Regions from separate parts of the Mus musculus genome. Here region 2 is linked to region 1. Evidence: chromatin loops called from intact Hi-C (ENCODE). Cell type or tissue: heart. All regions are shown on one strand. Links, peaks and the distances in the headings refer to the core of each region. The heading gives the core; the rest is flanking DNA. Region 1 overlaps Krt10 (keratin 10). Region 2 has its middle 10 kb from the start of Krtap17-1.

The links. Hi-C counts contacts between places; a loop is a spot of excess contacts. Peaks named below come from ENCODE experiments on the same cell type or tissue, not always from the same donor. Only the 100,000 strongest peaks of a DNase experiment are listed, where the experiment ranks them.
Region 2: it touches region 1 in a loop (2.7-fold over the local background); 7 of 42 quality-filtered maps call a loop at or near these places.

What each region holds. Positions count from the first base shown.
Region 1 is chr11:99,383,016-99,388,399 of GRCm38, reverse strand. It overlaps Krt10 (keratin 10), which reads left to right. Exons shown (of 8, transcript NM_010660.2): 2 at 308-390; 3 at 746-902; 4 at 1,009-1,170; 5 at 1,277-1,402; 6 at 1,652-1,869; 7 at 2,131-2,469; 8 at 2,764-3,146. The coding sequence ends at 2,770. Among named protein-coding and RNA genes, the nearest start is that of Krt10, 3.7 kb to the left of the region's middle. In heart, for the core only: no CTCF peak of the experiment used is centred there; DNase peaks (open chromatin) are centred at 1,759 and 2,309; H3K4me3 peaks cover 1,949 bases; H3K27ac peaks cover 1,502 bases; H3K27me3 peaks cover 1,119 bases.
Region 2 is chr11:100,001,754-100,007,137 of GRCm38, reverse strand. No RefSeq gene overlaps it. Among named protein-coding and RNA genes, the nearest start is that of Krtap17-1, 10 kb to the right of the region's middle. In heart, for the core only: CTCF peaks have their summits at 305 (motif pointing right) and 2,136 (motif pointing right); no DNase peak of the experiment used is centred there.

The DNA of each region.
Region 1 (5,384 bases), core at 63-5,062:
CCCCTAGAAGTATTTATAACAAGTTAAACAGATACAAACATGAGTCACTCAAAAGTTAGCTGCAACACAAACAAATCACATACTATAAAGGAAAGGGTCGGCTGCAGGAATAGTACAATCCCAGCCAGTGCTCAAAAAGCAACCATAGCCATAAAGGTCCTGAAAGACCTGAGGGGAAGTATGGGCAAGTCTGGGACAGTCCATGTTTAGTTTGTCAGAGAACTATCTAAAATGCAACTCACCTATGCTAACCTGAGAAGCCAGAAGCCCACCTGATCTTTTCAATAACGTGTGTCTCTCCCCTCAGATCCTCACCCTGACAACTGACAATGCCAACGTGCTGCTGCAGATTGACAATGCCCGCCTGGCAGCTGATGACTTCAGGCTGAAGTAAGCTATGTGGATGTGGTGCACACACAGCAGGGGCTTCCAACAATGCTCCTGGATGCCCACAACAGCTTTTACACTCTCCTGAACTCATCTGGAGTGAAACAGTGCTAAGCTGTTTGTTTTTTTTTTTTAATTTAATTGTCATATCTTTTGGGCAATCGTTAAAGGAGGGTGTGTTTTAAAGTGACAGCTTTCTTCAAATCAAACTATATTAATTAATATTCCTACATGAATTCGTGTATTATGAATGTTGCCATGACATGAAACCAAATCTGTATCTGCACTGTAGTCCGTGTATATCCAGGTATACCGTCATCCTCCTGTATATTCAGTGTTTGTATCTTGCTTGCTTCAGATACGAGAATGAGGTGACCCTGCGCCAGAGCGTGGAGGCCGACATCAATGGCCTGCGCAGGGTACTGGATGAGCTGACCCTTAGCAAGTCTGACCTGGAAATGCAGATCGAAAGTCTGAACGAAGAGCTGGCCTACCTAAAGAAGAACCACGAAGAGGTGACACAAATTTACATAATTACATTCCCCCCTTTTAAAGAAAAAAAAAAAAGCTCATCTGGGTCGTGGTGTACTCACTAATTAAATCTAACTGCTCCTCAAACAGGAAATGAGAGACCTTCAAAATGTGTCCACTGGTGATGTGAATGTGGAAATGAACGCTGCCCCAGGGGTTGACCTGACTCAGCTGCTGAACAACATGAGAAACCAATACGAACAACTTGCAGAAAAGAATCGCAAGGATGCTGAAGAGTGGTTCAATCAGAAGGTAAACTAGCCAATCACCCTTCTTAGTGAAGCCCATGGAGCTTTTCTTAGCATGCCCAAATGGTCTCATCTTTTCCCTATTTTTTTTTTTTTTTTTGATCCTCTAGAGCAAGGAACTCACCACAGAAATCGACAGCAACATTGAACAAATGTCCAGCCATAAGTCTGAAATCACTGAATTGAGACGTACTGTTCAGGGTCTGGAGATTGAACTACAGTCCCAGCTGGCCCTGGTACGTTAAATCTTATAACCTGGCTTCTATTTTATCCTGCAATTGTTCATGCTAAAAATGACTTGGGGGCAAGAAATTAGAATCGAAATTGCAGCTTGTGGGCGTGTGGGGGGAAAAAAAAGAACTGCTCACATGGAGGCAGTCCTGCTCAAACTTTGGCAGTGCAGCCTAGCACGAATCCTAATTTACTTTCCTTCTACGAGGTCTTCCTGAATCCCATGTTTCACCTTAATAAACCCTTCTTCTCAGAAACAATCGCTGGAAGCCTCCTTGGCAGAAACAGAAGGTCGCTACTGCGTGCAGCTCTCCCAGATTCAAAGCCAGATCTCCGCCCTGGAGGAACAGCTGCAACAGATTCGGGCTGAGACCGAGTGCCAGAACGCCGAGTACCAACAACTCCTAGACATCAAGACCCGACTGGAGAACGAGATTCAGACCTACCGCAGCCTGCTAGAAGGAGAGGGAAGGTACATCGGAAACCTGCAAAAATCCTCCACCGCTTTCCTTCAGCACTGCACATAGCAAAGCTTGCCCAAGCCCAAGGAAAAGCCAGAGGCGGGAAGGGGAGCAGGAATGGGTTTAGGAATTAGGGCTGTGTGTATGAATATCCGTTACGAATGGCTGGAAACTAATCCACAAACTTGACTGGATTATCAATACTGCACTGGAGCGCGACCTGACGCTCCCACATTAGAAGTGGCCGCATTTGACCTCCACACTTTCTTTAGCTCCAGCGGTGGCGGCGGCGGACGCGGCGGCGGCAGCCACGGCGGTAGCTACGGCGGAAGCTCCGGTGGCGGAAGCTACGGCGGAAGTTCCGGCGGCGGCGGCAGCTACGGCGGAAGTTCCGGCGGCGGCGGCAGCTACGGCGGCGGAAGCTCCGGGGGCGGTAGCCACGGAGGCAGTTCCGGTGGCGGCTACGGCGGCGGAAGTTCCAGCGGTGGTGCTGGTGGTCACGGCGGCAGTTCCGGTGGCGGCTACGGCGGCGGAAGTTCCAGCGGAGGCCAGGGCGGAAGCGGAGGTTTCAAGTCTTCCGGTGGCGGCGACCAATCATCTAAAGGACCAAGGTCAGCTGAAACTAGCTGGGGTAATCTGAAATAGTTTTAACTTTCTCCAAAGGTTTTGTTGCTCTTGAAACTCAAGAGCTGATTTTTAAAACAATGAAAATCTCGAGTTAGGTTTTCATTTGTGTTTTTAATAACCCTATAGACATCAGTATTTGAAAATGTCATATACAGCTTAGATATTTTTTTTCCAGAACTTGGAAAGGTTATAATCTTCCTTTTGTAATAGCTTGTTAGTAGTTAGGATTCCTACAAATCTTTTCACCTAAATTCTAATTTATTTTTTATTATTCACAGATACTAACAAAACCAAAGTGATCAGGACGATTATTGAGGAGGTGACACCTGAGGGTAGAGTCCTTTCGTCTATGATTGAATCAGAAACCAAGAAACACTTCTATTAAGCTGCATAGAAGAGTCTCTTCATACGGGCCACTGGACAGACGTGTGGAAAACATAAATGTCCAAGAAACACTTTTGTCTTAATGGTCTGTGGAAATAGGTTCACTCCTTGAAATTAAGGTCTAAAAGGTGTTTTGTGGTTTCTGTATTTCTTCTTTTCATCTATCAGAAAGTGTTCTTTTGTGGAGAAAAAAGAAGAAAACTTTCTCACTTACTTATTAATTTCTCATTTACTAATAAATTTCAATAAACTTTCTTACTGATGCAAACTATAAAAATCTGTCAGAATTATTATTTAGTTGGGTGGGTGTGCTTGGACCAGTATGAGTACTCTGGGTGAAGAAGTCCATAATTGCCCGAAACTTACATTTCCTAAAGATACACAATGAGTAGAGAACTCCCAGCTCTCTGGCCGTAACTTGTTTCAATCTTGGAAATTTTGAAATCATCTCAAATAAGATTCCCAATATAAAAAGAAGTTTCACATTCTCTTTATTTCTCACATTTTCTATTTTCTTCCAATTATGATATTGCTTCTTAAATACTACTTATGATACATCTTCCCACCGAGCTTCGACAAAAGTCAACCAGCCCAACAGAAATTCTCAAAATTGTTATATACCCAATAAAATTATTTTGTGTCTGCCAGATGACAGCAGTGTGTCCAAACAGACACCTCTAAATTTCCTGCCCCCCCCCAACACTTATATGTAATCAATACATATAAAGACCTTGTTCTATCTGTATACACTTAATTATATCTCCCTACCAGACCCCAACTGTGCTGGCTAGTTTTTTGACACAAGGTAGAGTCATCTGGGAGGAGGGAGCCTCAGTTGAGAAAATGCCTCCCTAGGACTATAGGCAAGCCTGTAGGCATTGTCTTCATTAGTGACTAATGGGAAAGGGCCCAGCCCATCGTGGTTCTGAGTTCTACAAGAAAGTGAGCTGAGCAAGCCAAGGATAGAGTCAATAAGCAACACCCTCTCATGGCCTCTATATCAGCTCCGGCCTCCAAGTGCCTGCCCTGTCTTCCTTCAGTGATGAACAGTGATGAGGAAGCACAAGTCAAACAAACCCTTTCCTACCCACGTTGCTTTTGTCCAGGTGTTTCAGTACAGCAAAAGTAACTCTAAGACATCAGCTGACACGACTTAGTGCTCTACTTGGGGTACAGTAAAGAGGGAAAGCCCTAATGTGCTTTGGGGTTGCCCGTGTCCATTGACTAGCAGCGTCAACATCCTTCTTGACTTGAACGCTAGTGCTTTTCAAGATCTGAGCCCCAATCCCTTGCCATTTCAGTGGGATGATACTAAATAATCCACACCCTAACATATAACACTTTCTGTGTGCCCTAGGAGACAGTGCCCCTCCACAAACATTGAAAACCAGGCTCTTTTTTAAAATCAAGAATTAAATTTAAAAAAAAAAAGACTTTCTCAATCTACATGTGTTGAGACTTGTCAACCCATGTACTTTGAGAGACATTTGGGATACTAAACCATACCCCAGTGCAGTCTAAACTAGATTATAATACTAGTGAGATGACAGGGTCTGCCTTACCTATTGTTGTAAGCCCCACCCTAACATGGTTTTTTTCAGCACAAATTGTTAATGCTCAATAGGTACTGGTTGAGCAACAAAATTAGTGAGTCATAGCCATATAAGCTAACCTCCAAGGTGAACCCAGAAACTCTGGGGACTAAGAATTAAAAAGAGAATATTTACTGTCCCTGTACAACAATGCACATGAGACTAACTCTCCTGTGCAATTAATATATGATTGTTTTAAACACTTTGTAAACAAACTGGAGATGATCCCATTGAGCCAAAAAGGTAAAGAGTATTGGTGACCCCCAGGGCCTTCCATGTGCTACAAGCTTCATGAGCTCTCTGCACTCAGGCATCTTCCCTTAACCTCCAGGAATAGCAACCCGTCCTGGCAGACAGCTGTAGAAGTTTGAGGGACTAAACTGTAACGAGTGAGGATGCTTCTAAGTGTGAATGTGGGGGAAGGCCATCTAAATGCCAAACAATCAAAACCCTGGAGCCATATGTCTCCCTGTTCTTCTGGCATTGGTAGAGAAGGTAAGGGGTGAAATGAAGAGCTCCTTTGAGGAGATAAATGTTCTAAGTGGTAGTGCATAAACTCTCCAAGCGTGAAGAAGATGGAGGACAATGACAGCAGAAACAACTGTCTGAAAAAGGATGAAGCTGACAATACACGTCAAGGATTTGTTATACATTTGAGTACTAACTACAAAGTCTACAACAACTAATCCCAGGATCCTGAGGAATGAAAGGGAGGCCATGGCCACTCCTATGTATGGTTGAGGAGAAGGTTTGTACTGTAGGTATGAGAGAGAGAGAACATCCCAAGAGGCGTCTGGAAAAGTTCAGACTGAACATGGCCAGCAGAATAGACAGGACCGTAAGAGGTGAGAGAAGGAATGAGAGGGAGAGAAGAGAGAAGGGCAAGAGATGGGACCAGGAGAGGGAGAAGAACCAAAGGAACA
Region 2 (5,384 bases), core at 87-5,086, 620 kb before region 1:
GCTCATGGATCTACCAAGATTGTAAAAACAAAACAACCCCCAAACCAAAAACCAAAACCTTATATTTGTATATTCATTTATAAAGCTACAATGCTATGTATGTATGTGTGCATGTATCTATATATGATTCATCTATTTATATATATATATATATATAATGTTAATGACAAAAGAAAATTAGAATAAAATGTGCATAAAAGTCAGGGAAGTCTGCAACGTTATTTAATAAATATGTATTTTTATTTTATTCGTGTGTTTTGCCTGTGTGCATGCAATGGCAACAGGTATGTGCAGTACCCTTGGAGGCCTCCAGAGGGCGATGGATTTCTCCCAGTACTAGAGTTTCAAATGCATTTTGAGCAGCCTTGTAGGTGCTGGGAATGGAACCCAGGTCCTCTGGGAAAACAGCCAGAATTTTTAACAACTGATCCATCTCCCCAGCCCCCTCAATGTTTTCCATTTTAAAATCTAGTTGGAGAAACTCAGGTTGGCTGTAACTCCAATTCTATATGACCTTCCACACACTAGTTCCACAATGGATGGAGAAAAGTGTATTGCCTCCTGAAGCTTTGGTCTGGAAATTAACCCTCGTAACTGCTATTTACATTATTAGCTGAAGATTGTCCCTTGGTCATACCCAAATTCCAACTCGAGCACATTCCTGTCATGCTTTGGAAAGCTTGAGAGACAGACAGATAGGAATAGTTGAGTAATGGCCGCTCTATGGGGTTTCCCTGGGCCCTTATTTGTGGCACTTGTTGAAGCAGATAGCGCTGTGTGTCTTCGAAAGGATCAGTGTTCATTTCTGCCAGTACATTTGGATACCACCAGCTGGGGCCTCTTGACAGTCAGGGAGATTTGTGGGCCATCCTGGCAAAGGGTAAGACAGCTTTCCTCAGGGTCCTTTGGTGTAGGCGTCTGTGGGCGGAGTCTATTTCCAGTCCATCATTCTACAAGGCTGTGGTCCTTTGCAGACTTAGTTCTTGGTCACAGAGGTGTTTCCACTTAGGGCAACTCCAGAACTTTGTGGTTTCTACCTCCCTGAGAAGTCAGAAAGTCGAAATTCAAGTTTACCAAGTTCTGAAACTTCCCTGGGGGAGAGGTCATGTGCAGTTCAGCTCTCTGAGCACTTCTCTTCATTTCTCGCGACAATGGTTCAGTACACACACTGTGTTGCCTGCTCTTCGATGCTTTTAAAACGATTTAGATTTAGAAATAAACAGCGCATTTAGTTGTTTGTAGCATGTGGGTTATTTCCAAATATCTCAGCCTACCATACATATATCTGACATGTTTGAGTTTGCCACCAGCTCCATATATACATGTGGGTGATCACTCGATACAAATGTATTAAGTCTAAGCAAAGATAAAAATTCAGTTTCCCAATCACTAGATGCATTTCAAGTGTCCAGTGGAGGGGTGCGCGCACGCGCGCGCGCGCACGCACACACACACACACACACACACACACACACACACACAGCCCATTAGCAGAACATTTCTATTGGCACAAAACATTTTATAGCAAAGCACCAGTCCTCATCTAAGATTAAGTGTGCACTGACCAGTGAGGGAGGGAGTGTGACCAGCACCTACAATCTTCTAGCTGATCTGTAAGTAAAAAGTCAACTCCCATTCAATGATGATTTCATTTAGCAGAAACTTATTGAATGCACTATATACACTAACCACTGTCAATTGGTGAATAAAACAGCCCTGGTGTGTGTGCATGTGTGTATTTGTGTCAACCTAAACATGACGTAAGGATATTATAATAACAAGACCTTCCTTAAGACAATTTCTGTAGTTAAGGGAAGAATGTGAGAAAGGAGGATGACTTCAGGAGCAGGCAGACATGGACTCCAGTCCAAGCTTTGTATCTTCTAGTTAAAGAATTTGATCTCCGAGAGCCTTAGTTTACTTATATACAAAATGAGATGGCCTGAGGTGGCCTTGTGATTGAATGCTTGCCTAGCATGAGGGATTTACAAAAGAAATAAAGGACAAAACCCAAGAAAGAATGCCACCACAACCACCTTCCTACCACCAATTGTAAAACTTGAACACCAGAGGCAACGCCTACCTATAAATTGCCCAGAGCAGTCTGGGCCGGATGCTGTGTATGCAATGTCAGTAGACGAACACTAGAGGCCGCCAGAATAGAGGGCATGCTTACTCTCTTTTTTTTTTTTAAAACCAAATTTTTCCTTTGACATTTTCATACATGTGTATGTATTATGATAACTCTCATATACTCTCTTAGCACACTCGTATCCTTGTTAACCCTTCCCTGTCCTGATTGATAACTTTTTGTCTTGTTTTGTGACCTGTTTAGTTTATCAAGATCCATCTGTGTTAGCATCTGTTTGTAACTATTCATTGGAGCCTGGCTGTGTGCGTGCGTGCGTTTGTGTGTGTGTGTGTGTGTGTGTGTGTGTGTGTGTGTGTGTGTGTGTGTGCGCGCGCGTGCGAGCACCAGTGGTTACACAGCTGAAGGCAATGACTCCTCCGCTTCATCTGTCAGTAGCAATTGCTCATTAGTATGAGATGGAGCCCTTGAGCCCCCTTTTTTACCATGCTTGACTGTTGACAATCTTATTTAATTTATTCAAAAAATTATTTCATTTTACATGTACAAGTATTTTGCCTGTGTATATGTCTATACTTTTCAGGAGTGGTTCCCACAGAGGTCAGAAAAGGGTGTCAGATCACCTGGAACTGGAGTTACTGAAGATTGTGAACGAAGCTGGGTCCTCTGCCAAGACAACCAATGCCATAAACTGCCAAGCCATCTCTCCAGCCCCAATCTCATTTTTTTTGCAGAGACCCGACCTGCTGCAACATTGTGGCTGCAATTGCAGTGTGGTGTGTGTTGCCCAGAGGATGACATTTTGCACGCCTTCTCCTTGTCTTCTGCTATGACATTCTCCCACGCTCTTCTGCAACAATGTTCCTTGAGTGTTAGAAGGGAAGATACAGATGTTCCTGAAGGCAGACCACTCATCTGCTACTTAGCCTCAGTATCCAGTGCGACCATGAGTCTCTATATGTGCTGTTCACTGGAAAAAGAGGAGTCTCTGATTAAGGCCGACAGAGTGGGCATGCTTATTTTAAAAATGACTTTTAGAATTAGATTTACTCATTTTAAATATGAATTTCTTCAACAAGGAAAACCACGGTGTCTGCCACACACCAGAATTAATTCATGATATGTATCATGACTAAGTATAAAAATGCAACCATAAAAACAAGAAACACATAAAGAGTCTCTCATCTGATTTGGATATGGAAAATGGCTTTCAAAACATAACAGGACAAGAAAGGAAAGATAGATTTGTCGACAAAAAAGAAAACTCTGTCCTTAAAGAGACCACAGACACAAATGGCCCTCTGGGGAAAATTTTGAAACATATTTGACATAATGAAAAATGAAACATACTTCACATAAAATAAGTTCCTATAAATTAGTTAGGAAAGATAAATAGCTTAGTAGAAAAATTGGCAGAAATAGATAATTCCCTAAGGGAAGTGTTCTCTCTCTCTCTCTCTTTCTGATTTCAGTTGTGGGAAATAATAGTTATGAAGTTGATGCACTAATAATGAAATATATTTAAATAAATATAATGGAATTTTGTGATTGACCTACTAGACATAAAATAAGATTTTAAAAAAGATTTATTTGTATTTTATGTGTATGCAGGAGCATGCGTGTTTGTATACCACATGCATACTTGATGCCCGCAGAGGCCAGAAGATACCATTAAACTGATACCCCTTGGAACTGGAGTTACAGAAAGTTGTGAGCTGCCATGTGGGTGCTGGGAATCAAACTCTGGTCCCTCAGAAGAACAGCCTGTGCTCTTAACTGCTGAAACATCTCTCTAGCCTCCGGATTCCAAGATTTTAAGAAATACAATGTAAGCTGGTCCCAGGGGAACATGCCTATAGTCACAGCATTTGGGAAGGGGAGACAGAAGGTTTAAGAGTTCAAGGCACCAGCCACCAAGCCTGGTGGACTGAATTCCACCCCTAAGACCCACAAGGTAAAGAAGAGAATCTACTCTTGAAAGTTGTCTTCTGCCGGGTGTGGTGGCGCACGCCTTTAATCCCAGCACTCGGGAGGCAGAGGCAGGCAGATTTCTGAGTTCGAGGCCAGCCTGGTCTACAGAGTGAGTTCCAGGACAGCCAGGGCTACACAGCACAGAGAAACCCTGTCTGGAAAAACCAAAAAAAAAAAAAAAAAAGAAAAAAGAAAGTTGTCTTCTGACCTACAAACACACACCACCACCACCACTACCACCTCCAACAACAACAACAACATGCATAGATATTTAAAAATTATAATAATAATAATAACAAAGTGTTATGGCAACCTGGGAAGATAGTACAGTCTCAATTTCCATTTGTAGCCTGCCATTTTGTCTAAGTGATGTTGAAAGACTGTGTAGCCCAAGCTGGCCTTAAAGTCTTGATCTTTCTTCTTTTGCCTCCCTCAGCATATCCTACGGGCACACACCACCAAACACTGAGACCCATAACTGGACACTGTGCAGAAGTCTGGAGACCTTGGCACACTCAGTCCTAAATGGGATGTCTCCATCAAATCCCTTTCCCCAGGGTTTAGGGAACTCTGAGGAACTGAAGATGGAAAGATTGTGAGAGCCAGAGGGGATGGAAGACACCTTCTAGACACAACAGGACTGAGGCACACATGAACTCGCAGAGACTGTGGCAGCATGCACAAGGCCTGCACAGGTCTAAACCAGATGGGAAGAGCTGTGCTCAAAGGGGAAGTGGACATAAGCCCATCCCTAACCAACTGATAACGGCTAACTCCAATTGATAACGGCTAACTCCCATAGATAACAGCTAACTCCAATTGATAACAGCTTGAAAGGGAAAATTTGTTTTCTCCAGTGGGGTCTCCCTGCATAGACAAACCACACCCAAGGGCAGGCTCCACACCCAGCAGTGGATGGACAACATGAAACAAACCCAGTGGTAATTTTGAGGTTTTCTTTTCGTTTTCTTATAGATCTTTTGCTTATATATTATGGTTTCTGATTTCGTTTTCATGAGTTTTTCTATAATGAGAATTTTGGTTTCCTTAAAAAAACCCAGTTATGTTATATGAATATGTTTTTGTTTCAATCCCAGGTGTGGGATATGGGGCTGCTTTAGACTATCCACAGCAGGTGACTATGATTTGTCTCGTGCTCTGGCAGGGGTGTGATTCTGCCAGCTGTAGATAGTTTATGCTTGGAATTCTGGGACTCTTGAGAGAGTGTATAAGTGCCAGAGTCCTGCTGCTGCTCTCCCTGCTGTTCCTGCTGTTCCTGCTGATGTTGTTGGTTTGCTGGTTGACGATACCCTGGAGATGAAGA